Linked DNA regions of Homo sapiens: region 1 is linked to region 2. A link is an interaction called in ENCODE POLR2A ChIA-PET data of the cell type or tissue named here. Cell type or tissue: HCT116. All regions are shown on one strand. Each heading gives the region's core, and the rest is flanking DNA. Links, peaks and the distances in the headings are about the cores only. Region 1 overlaps NPC1L1 (NPC1 like intracellular cholesterol transporter 1). Region 2 has its middle 14 kb from the start of ZMIZ2.

Evidence for each region. ChIA-PET counts read pairs that join two places held together with the same protein. Peaks named below come from ENCODE experiments on the same cell type or tissue, not always from the same donor. Only the 100,000 strongest peaks of a DNase experiment are listed, where the experiment ranks them.
Region 1: POLR2A ChIA-PET joins it to region 2 with 7 read pairs; 3 of 35 experiments call an interaction of 5 or more read pairs at or near these places.

What each region holds. Positions count from the first base shown.
Region 1 is chr7:44,508,224-44,513,600 of GRCh38, forward strand. NPC1L1 (NPC1 like intracellular cholesterol transporter 1) reads right to left here. Exons shown (of 19, transcript NM_001101648.2): 19 at 4,312-5,377. The coding sequence ends at 5,224. It also overlaps the pseudogene RPL36AP27. Among named protein-coding and RNA genes, the nearest start is that of NUDCD3, 20 kb to the left of the region's middle. In HCT116, for the core only: no CTCF peak of the experiment used is centred there; no DNase peak of the experiment used is centred there.
Region 2 is chr7:44,732,637-44,738,013 of GRCh38, forward strand. No RefSeq gene overlaps it. Among named protein-coding and RNA genes, the nearest start is that of ZMIZ2, 14 kb to the right of the region's middle. In HCT116, for the core only: no CTCF peak of the experiment used is centred there; DNase peaks (open chromatin) are centred at 1,295, 1,615 and 2,965; H3K4me3 peaks cover 1,717 bases; H3K27ac peaks cover 3,264 bases.

The sequences.
Region 1 (5,377 bases), core at 254-5,253, 220 kb before region 2:
TCAACATGGCAAAACCCTATCTGTATACAAAAATTAGCCAGGCATGGTGGCAGGCGCCTGTAGTTGCAGCTACTCGGGAGGCTGAGGCAGGAGAATCACTCAAACCCGGGAGGCAGAGGTTGCAGTGAGCTAAGATCACACCAGTGCACTCCAGCCTGGCCAACAGAGTGAGACTCTGTCTCAAAAAAAAAAAAAAGCAAAAAAGAAACTAAAGCCCAGATAAGTCAAATATGTTACCCAAAGAGGCCCAGCAAAGGAGTGACAAAACCAGCTTGGAAACTCTGCCTCACTGTGAAGAGTGAGACTATCTGCCCTCCCATTTCCTCTGAATTGCCATCTCTAGATGGCTCTGAACCTTTCCTCCACCCTCCATCTCCAGCATCCAGTCCCTCTGCTCATGGAGAAAGGCACATCAGAGCTCAGTTCTGACATCTTAGCCCCATACTGGGCCTATGTAGTTCCTATTCTGTGTGGAATGCCCTCCTCTCCTCCCTCAGATCCAATGTGGAAACGCTCCCCACACCACCTGGATTCTGACACCCCACATGTGCTGCCTGGCCCCACCTTACCCCATGGCCTGTAGGCCAAATTGTGAGGGAAGAGAAGAGGAAGAACTCTCACTGTGCTTTTACTCAGCCTTGCTCTGGTGACTGACAAAATTGAGGAACTTGTATTGGCCATTTGCTTATTTGAGTAGCCAGCCTAGCTTTTCTTTTGGTTGTCTGTCTTTTTCTTGCTGAGTTGTAGGAGATTTTTTATGCATTCTAAGCACAGGCCCTTTCTCAGATATGTGTGTATTTCAGATATGTGCAAATATCTTTTCCTCTCTATGGTTTGAATTTTATCTTTCCTAAGGATGTCTTTTGAAGAACAGAAGTTTTTTTTTATTCCAATACAGTTCAATTTATCAATCTTTTTCTCTATAAGTAAGGCTTTTGTTTCCTAAGAAAAGTTTTTCCTATTTCAGTCTTGGGGATACTCTTTTATGTTACCTTTTAGAACTCTATCATTTTATCTTTCACATTTAGATTGACAATCTATCAGGAACTGATTTTTGTGTATCTTGGGGGAGAGGGTCATGATTCATTTCTTTCTGTGTGGATACCCAACTAGGTCAGCATCCTACATTGAAAAACCTCCTTTACCCAATGCTCTGCATGCCTCCTCCATCATAAATCATGTGTCCTTGTGGGTATCATCTGTTTCTGGACTTTCTATTCTTTCCATTTTTCTATTTGTTCTTCCTTGTGCCAAAATCTCACTATCTTTATTTCTATATATTTATATTATCTTGATTTCTAGTAGTGTAAGTTCTCTGACTTTGTTTTTCTTCAAGATTGCTTTCGTGAATTTTCATCTTTTGTGGTTCTATATGAATTTTTGAATCAGCTTATCAGTTTCCACAAAAAATTTTCTGGGGTTATTATTGAAATTACAGTGAAACTAGTAATTAATTTGAAGAGAATTGACATCTCTGTAGTATAGAGCCCTCAATTCATGGTATATTCCTCCATTTCTTTTGACAGTTAATTTCTCTCAATATTATACAAATTAAAATACAAAGTTATTATTTTTCATAGTTTTCTTGACCACCTTTTGTTAGAGTAATTCCAATAGTTTATATATAGATTCTTTTGGATCTTTAAAAAAAATTTTTTTTTGTAGAGGTGGGGTCTTGCTATGTCTTGAACTCCTGGCCTCAAGTGATCCTCCTGCCTTGGCCTCAGAAATTGCTGGGGTTACAGGCATGAGCCACTGCACCCAGACTGAATCTTTTTTATACATATTTATGTTATCTGTGAATGATGTCAATTTTATTTATTTCTAATCCTTATAAACTTAGTTTCTTTTTCTTGCCTTATTACAATGGCTAAGACCTCCAGTGCAATGTTGGGTAAAAGTGGGCAACTTTGTCTCATTCCCAATCTCAGGGGAAAGGGTTTCAATGTTTGACTATTAAGTATAAAATTTGTTCAACCGTATGTTATTTTATATGTGTGTGTGTGTCTGTGTGTGTGTGTGTGTGTGTGTGTGTGTGTGTATAATAACATTATACAGTTGAACAAATACTACAGATAGGACTGGCATGGTGGCTCATACCTGTAATTCCAGGTACTTGGGAGGCTGAGGTAGGAGGATCCCTTGAGGCCAAGTATTCAAGACCAGCCTGGGCAACAAAGTGAGAACCCCATCTCTTAAACAGACAAAAATAAATACTAGAGATAAAAAGGGATATTTTTATAGTCATTTCAAACTATAAAAGTCTCAATTTATCAAGAAGGTTAAAACACCCTAAACTTGTATGCATCATACACACACACAGACACATACACACACACACACGGCTAAGATTTATTTTAGCTAGAATGTCTTGTTTCTAATGGGAAGGTTAGCCACATAACCCAGACCTCCCCCCTGCACTCCTTCCTCTCTTTGTATATTCTTTTTTTTTTTTTTTTTTGTTGAGACAGAAGCTCACTCTTTCACTCAGGCTGGAGTACAGTGGTGCCATCATAGCTCACTGCAGCCTCAAACTCGAGCTGAAACAATCCTCCCACCTCAGCCTTCCAAATAGCTAGCCTGGCTAACTTTTAAACTTTTTGTAGAGACAGTATCTCGCTATGTTGCCTAGGCTGGTCTTGAACTCCTGGCCTCAAGCAATTCTCCTGCCTCAGCCTCCCAAAGTGCTGGGATTACAGGCATGAGCCACCGTACCTGGACTCTCTTTGTATATTCTTTTTTTTTTTAAACATAAACTCAATATTTTATTGTCTTCATAATAAAACAAAAGATGACACTTAGAACTGGATCACTTGGCCCTTGCTCTTCTTACCTCCTCCCAGTTCAAAATGCTTGTATCTCTTAATAGCCAGCATTCTCTTAGATCTGCAGTTGGGCTTCATGCACTCAAAACTTAGCACAATCTTCTTTGTAGTTTTAGCCTTTTTCTGGAAAATTGGCTTAGTCTCCCCACCATAGCCCCTCTGCTTCCTGTCATAACATGGCTTTCCCTAGGCATACAGGGAAATGTGTCCTGTGTCACTCTGTGGGGCTGGTGCTTCCCACACTTCTTACAGAAAGTCCAGTGGGTTTTAGGAGTGTTCACCATGTTTGCAGGAGCACTATTGGCACTCTTTGTGTTTTCTTGATTTTATTTGCTGTTAAATATGTTGCAACTATTTTTCTGAGCTCATATGTGTCTTTCAACTTTCTTTAATTTTTTGTGTGTTTTCAGATGTTTTCCATTATTATATGGTCATACCTTAGTGTTTACCTTTATGGCTTCTGGACTTTGTGCTTAGGAAACTTTTCCCCCTCCAAGATTATAACATACTCTTCTGTGTTTCCTTCCGATAGTTGTATAGTTTCATTTTTGTGTTTAGTGCTTTAATCTGTCTGTACTTTTATTTTGTGTATTGTGTGAAGTATAGATATAACTTTATTTTGATCCAAATAATTTGCTCACTACTCTCACACCGTTTACTGAAGGATCTACCCTTTCCTCTGATTTGAAATGTCTGCTGTCAAAAGCTATTTTGTTCCTCAAATCTATCTGTTTATTCTGCACCTGTGGAGTTTTTAACAGGGTGAATTGTGCGATTTCTCCTCAGCCTCTATTCCCTCGTAGCTGTCCCTTCACCAAACCTCCTGTCCATCATGGTCAGCCAGCAACCCTCCCAAAGGTGGGCTAATGATGCTGGCACATGGGGCTCTTATGAGGACCCAAAAGTAGATAGTAGGCTCCAGAAACGCCAGCTCCTTTCCACCCCTTTTTGCTTGTCTTCCCTTTACATGCTGACAGTCCCTCTGAGCCTCAAAGCAACAGCAGCCCCTCAGCCAAACAAGGGCTGGACCCAGCATGGGGCAGAAAGACTCGAGGGGATCTGGAATGTTCCTTGACATTTCCACCCACTGCCCTGGCCTGGGGCCCTCCTGGGAGCTGGTTGTTTGTACGGTGGGTTCTTCCCTCCTTGAATGCACCGTGGTTCTCCTGTAGCTCCTCCAGGTGTTGCCTACTTCACAGTCTCTTCCAGAAAAGGAGGGGCTGCACATCCTACTCCTGACTGACTCTCAGGCTCTGTGCCCTCCCAGTTTGAAGAGAAATTACTCCCACTCCTCAAAGGCCCTTGTAAGGCATGAGCACACAATGGCCTGGCTACTTTCTTGAAAAGAGGGAGGAGAAATAGAACAAAACACAGACTAGTATCTCCACAAATCACTCTCCCACACATGTATTATTTGTGTCATTCACAAAAATTATCTTAAACCGAGAGGAGGAAGCCAGGGTAGGACATGTGACATAAAACACCATTTCTGCCAACAAATGTTTATTAAACACCTATGTGCACAGCACAGAGCCAGGATCTTCATCTCCACTGCAGTTCATGCTTCTGGAGAGCTGTCCAAAAGCTCGGGTTGGGCTGGTTTGAGGCCTGGGATCCAGGCCCGAGGTGAAGATGGGAGGACCAGCCCAGCCCCAAGAGCTCCCAGCCTTCAGACTCCTGGGTGGCCTTGACTGGCAGCAACAGCCTTAATAAGTATTGGAGCTGGAGACCAAACCCAACACCATTTTCCAGGAGGGGCTAATCCATGACCAAGGTGCTTATGAGAGCATCCTTCCTGGGCCTTATGAGAGCATCCTTCCTGGGCCCTTCTCTTGCCAGAAAAGGCCGTGGATGGCAGACCTGCAGGTGCGCCCTGGAGGGAGTGGCTGCCGACCGGCCTCCCACAGCGTTGGCTCTTGGCCTGAGCCTTTGCCTCTCTCTGGCCTCCTGTGATATCACACCCAGGGTAGTGGTCATTGTCTGTGTTCTCAGGGACACTGCTACGTGTTAAAGACTTACTGACACAGAATTAAGACTTTCGAGAGAGGAACTGAGAAGGGAAAAGTTGGATGAGAAGTGGGCTCCTAGGAAAGTGAGTGAGTGTGGGACAAACATGGAGTGTGTCTGTTCCTGCCAACTTCCAGACCCAGGCCCAGGAGGAGGCACTGCCCAAGGCCTAGGTGACTTGGAAACTGGGGACCCACTATGGGAGCAGAGGAGCCATCAGTGGTGCTGCCTGGATACCTCAAGAGCAGGCCATCCTCCAGTGACAGGCAGTCTCATGGGAATGGCCTCCCCTAGGATTTGAGGAGGGCGTGTGTCAAGGGGCAGTCACAAGGAAGATCCCCATAACCCTTTGGTTCAGGGCCATAGAGCCTAGACAGGGCCTCTGGCTGTATCAGAACTGCCGCCCATTGTTGGGCAAGAAGTTGCTGATGGCACCAGCACCTTTGATAGAACCTTCAAAGCTGTGGTTGACATAGATGTTGTCAGCTGTGGAGACTCGGGAGGGGTGATTTGGGCAAGAGGCCACCATGACTGCTGCCACCGCC
Region 2 (5,377 bases), core at 294-5,293:
ACTGAGGAGGCTGAGGCAGAAGAATCGCTTGAACCCAGGAGGTGGAGGTTGCAGTGAGTCGAGATTTTGCCACTGCACTCCAGCCTGGGCAACAGAGTGAGACTCCATCACAAAAAAACAGAATTATAGAAGTAGAGAGTTGAATGGTGGTTACCAGATGCAGGAGGAGGCAGGAGGAGGCAGGAGGTGGTGGATGGGGAAAGGGTTGGTCTAAGGGTACATGCAAAGTTTCAGTTAGGAGAAATAAGTTCTAGTGATCTACTGCATAGCATGGTGACTATAGTTAATAATAATGGATTGTATATTCCAAAATTGCTTAAAGAGTCCATCTTAGATGTTCTTTCCACAAAGAAATAAGTATATGAGGTGACAGATAGGTAGATATATAAGTTAACTTTTTTTCTTTTCTTTTTTTTTTTTGAGACAGAGACTTGCTCTGTCACCCAGGCTGGAGTACAGGGGTGCAATCATATAGAAGCTCACTGCGGCCTCCACTTCCCAGGTTCAAGCGATTCTTATGTCTCAGCCACCTGAGTAGCTGGGATTAAGGCATGCGCCACCACAGCTGACTAATTTTTGTGGGTTTTTTTTTTTTTTTTTGAGACACAGTCTCGCTCTTTCACCCAGGCTGGAGTGCAGTGGCACGATCTCAGCTCACTGCAACCTCTGCCTCCCGGGTTCAAGCCATTCTCCTGCCTCAGCCTCCTGAGTAGCTAAGATTACAGCCATGTGCCACCACGTCCAGCTAATTTTTTTTTTTTTTTTTTGAGAAGGAATCTCACCCTGTTGCCTAGTCTGGAGTGCAGTGGCACGATCTTGGCTTGCTGCAACCTCCACCTCCCGGGTTCAAGCAATTCTCCTGTCTCAGTCTCTGGAGTAGCTGGGACTGCCCACCACCATGCCCAGCTAATTTTTGCATTTTTAGTAGAGACAGGATTTCACCATATTGGTCAGGTTGGTCTCAAACTCCTGACCTCAGGTGATCCACCCACCTTGGCCTCCCAAAGTGCTGGGATTACAGGTGTGAGCCACCACGTCTGGCCAATTTTTGTATTTTTAGTACAGATGGGGTTTCGCCATGTTGGCCAGACTGGCCTTGAACTCCTGACCTCAGGTGATCCACCCGCCTCTGCCTCTCAAAGTGCTAGGATTACAGGTGTGAGCCATAGTGCCCGGCTAATTTTTGTATTTTTAGTAGTGACGGAGTTTTGCCATTTTAGCCAGGCTGGTCTCAAACTCCTGGCCTCAAGTGATTCACCCGCTTTGGCCTCCCAAAGTTCTGGGATTACAGGCATGAGTCACTGCTCCTGACCTAGTTAACTTGATTTAATCATTCCACAGTGTATACATATAATAATACCTTTTACCCTATAATGATATACAATTATTATTTGTCAATTAGACATAAAGTTATAAAAAAATTCAAGTGACCCAGAATAGCCAAAACAACCTTGAAAAAAAGACAGCAAAGTTGGAAAACTCACACTTCCCAATTCCCTTCCCTTCCCTCCCCTCCCTTCCCCTTCCTTCCACTCCCTCTCCCTCCCCTCCCTTCCCCTCCCCTCCCTTCCCATCCTTTCCTCTTCCTTCCCCTTCCCCCTCCACTCCCCTCTCCTCCCTTCCCCTCCCTTACTCTTCCCTCCCCTCACCTTTCCTTTCCCCCTTCCTTTCTCCTTTCCTTGTTTGTTTTGTTTTTACAGACAGGATCTCTCTCCCAAGCTGGAGTGCAGTGGTGCAATTATAGCTCACTGCACCCTCAAACTCCTGAGCTAAAGCAATCCTCCCATTTCAGCCTCCTGAATAGCTAGGGCTACAGGTGCATGCCACCAAGCCCAGCTAATTAACAAAATATATTTTTTGGCTAGGTGTAGTGGCTCACACCTGTAATCCCAGCACTTTGGGAGGCCGAGGATGGCAGATCACCTGAGTTCAGGAGTTCCAGGCCAGCCTGGCCAACGTGGCGAAAGCCTGTCTCTACTAAAAATACAAAAATTAGCCAGGCATGGGGGCGGGAGCCTATAATTCAGCTACTCAGGAGGCTGAGGAGGGAGAATTGCTTGAACCCAGGAGGCAGTGGTTGCAGTGAGCCAAGATCATACCACTGCAATCCAGCCTGGGCAACAAGAGCAAAACTCCATCTCAAAAAAAAAAAAAATTCTTTTGTATAGACAGGATCTTGATGAGTTGCCCATGCTGGTCTTGAACTCTTGGCCTCAAGGGATCCTCAATCCTCAGTCTCCTACAGCACTGGGATTATATGTATGAGCCATGGAACCTGGGCCCCAATTTTAACTTACTACAAAGCTACAGTAATCAGATCAGTGAGGTACCGGCATAAGGAGAGATACATAAATCAATGGAATAGAATTGAAAGTCCAGACATAGGCTGGACGCAGTGGCTCACGCCTGTAATCCTAGCACATTGGGAGGCTGAGGTGGGCAGATCACGAGGTCAGGAGTTCGAGACCAGCCTGACCAACATGGTGAAACCCCGTCTCTACTAAAAATACAAAAATTAGCCAGGCGTGGTGGCGGGCGCCTGTAATTCATGCCACTGCACTCCAGCCTGGGCAACAGAGCAAGACTCCATCTCAAAAAAAAAAAAAAAAAGGAAAAAAAAATAAGTGAAAGGACAATCCACAGAATAGGAGAAAATGTTTACAAATTATATCTGATAAGGGACTTGTGTCCAGAATATACAAAGAATTCCAAGTTGGGAGCAGTGGCGTGTGCCTCTAGTCCCAGCTACTCAGGAGGCTGAGGCAAGAGGATCACTTGAGCCCAGGTGTTAGACACCAGCCTGGGCAACACAGGGAGACCCTCATCCTCTTGAAAAGAAATCCAATTTAAGAACGGGTAAAGGATCTGAATAGTCATTTCTCCAAGGAAGATATACAAATGGCAGTAAGTATGTGAAAAGATTCTCAACATCATGAATCATTAGGGAAATGCCAACGAAAACCACAATGAGATGCCACGTCACACCTACTAGAATGACTAATAAAAAGACACAGGATGTAGAGAAGCTGGAACCCTCATACACTGCTGGTGGGAATGTCAAATAGTACAGCTGCTTTGGAGAACAGGAAGATCATCTGGTAGTTTCTCCAAGTTTAAACATAGAGTTACCATTAAACCCATTAATTCCACTTACAAGTATGTACCCAGAGAAGTGAAAGCATGTCCACACAGAGACTTATACATGAATGTTCATAGCTGCATTATTCATAGTAGCCAAAAAGCTGAAATAACCAAAATGTCCATCAACTCATGAACAGATAAACAGAATGTGGTGTATCCCTATGATGGAATATTATTCAGCAATGAAAAGGAATAAAGTGCTGATACATGCTACAACATGAATAAACCATGAAAGCATTATGCTCAGTGAAAGAAGCCAGATACAAAAGATCACATATTTTATTATTCCGTATATATTAAATGTCCAGAATAGGCAAACCATAGGAACAAAAAGTAGATTATTGGTTGCCAGGGGCTGGGGAGGAGGTAATGCGGAATGACATCTAATGGATATAGGATCTCTTCTGACAGTGATAAAAATGCTCTAAAATTGATTATGTTCATATACATAACACTGTTGAATTGTATACTTTATATAGGTGAATTTTTTTTTTTTTTTGAGATGGCGTCTTGCTCTGTTGCCCAGGCTGGAGGGCAGTGGCGCAATCTCGGCTCACTACAACCTCCACCTTCAGGGTTCAAGCAGTTCTCCTGCCTCAGCCTCCCAAGTAGCTGGGATTACAGGCGTGTGCCACCACACCTAGCTAATTTTTGTATTCTTAGTAGAGACGGGGTTTCATCATGTTGGCCAGGCTGGTCTCGAACTCTTGACCTCGTGATTTGCCCACCTCAGCCTCCCAAAGTGCTGGAATTACAGGCGTGAGCCACCACACCCACCCCAGGTGAATTGTATAAATGTGAATTTATAGCTCGAATAGACTGTTATTAAGAGCAAAAAGAGGCTGATGGTAGTGGCTCACCCTTGTAATCCCAGTGCTCTGGGAGGCAGAGATGGGTGGATCACTTGAGCCCAGGAGTTTGAGACCAGCCTAGGCACACAGGGAGACCCCATCTCCACAAAAAGTACAAAAATTAGCTGGGCATGGTGGCACGTATCTGTAGTCCCAGCTATTTCAGAGGCTGAGGTGGTAGGATCACTTCAACCAGGGAGATTGAGGCTGCAGAGGGCTCTGCGTTCACACCACTGCACTCCAGCCTGGGCTACAAAGAGACCCTGTCTCAAAAAATAAAAATTAAAAAAAAAAAAAGAGAAAGAGCAAAAAGAGAGGGCTGGCAAGGGCTGGAGCAAGGGCAGCATTGATTGGGTGTTGCGAAGTGCTTGGATGTGGCTCAGTAGTGGGTACAGAAGATCAGGGGCCTGGAGTAGGGAGGAGCACCAGAGCAGGCTGAGCCCAGTCCAGAGGCAGCTGGGTGGGGTCCTGGGAAGAGGCACCTGTTGAGGCTCTCTCCCATCACTTTTATGGGCTCAGTGGACTCAGGAGGAAGGTCGTCTGTGAAGAGTGAGCCAAGGAGGTGAGAAATTGTGGTCTGTGTCTGGAAGCGCAGGGTGCATTGACTGGGAAGGAATCAGTCCAACCTGCCAGCACCTAGGGTCCATCTGAGGTCAGGGGTCAGGAAGATCAACTGAAACTAGGCAGCAGGGCCTACACAACCATGGGCTGCTGGTGTCTGGGTATGGACATGGGTGGGGGTTAACAGGGCTTGGAAGGAGACACTTAGAAAATAATACAAATGCTAACTGGAAAACAGGCAACACAACTTCCACCTTAGAATCTCACCTCTGTTAGAGCATTATGCATGTGTGTTGGGAGTTGTGGGGGACTGAGTTCCTCTGGACACTACCCCTTCTCTCCTCCCTGCCCACCTGCACCAACTTAGCCCATGAGAGCTGCTGGCCCACAGGAAGTTCTGGGGTGCAGACCCTGTCAGGTCTTGGGCATAGGAGCCCAGCGGCTAGAAGGGCCCAAAGGCAGCTAGAGGAGAATGGGTTGAAATTTATCCCTCCTGTGACCAGCCAGCAGAGTTTGGGGCATAGCTGATTTTTGTCCTCACTTTGCAGATGTCGGCACCTTGCCTGACTTGGGGTTCAGAAACTCGGCGCGGTGGCTCATGCCTGTAATCCCAGCACTTTGGGAGGCCGAGGCGGGTGGATCATGAGGTCAGGGGTTTGAGACCAGCCTGGCCAAAATGGTGAAACTTCGTCTCTACTAAAAATACAAAAATTAGCCGGGTGTGTGGCACATGCCTGTAGTCCCAGCTACTCAGGAGTCTGAGGCAGAAGAATCGCTTGAACCCAGGAGGCAGAGGTAGCAGTGAGCCTAGACTGTGCCATTGC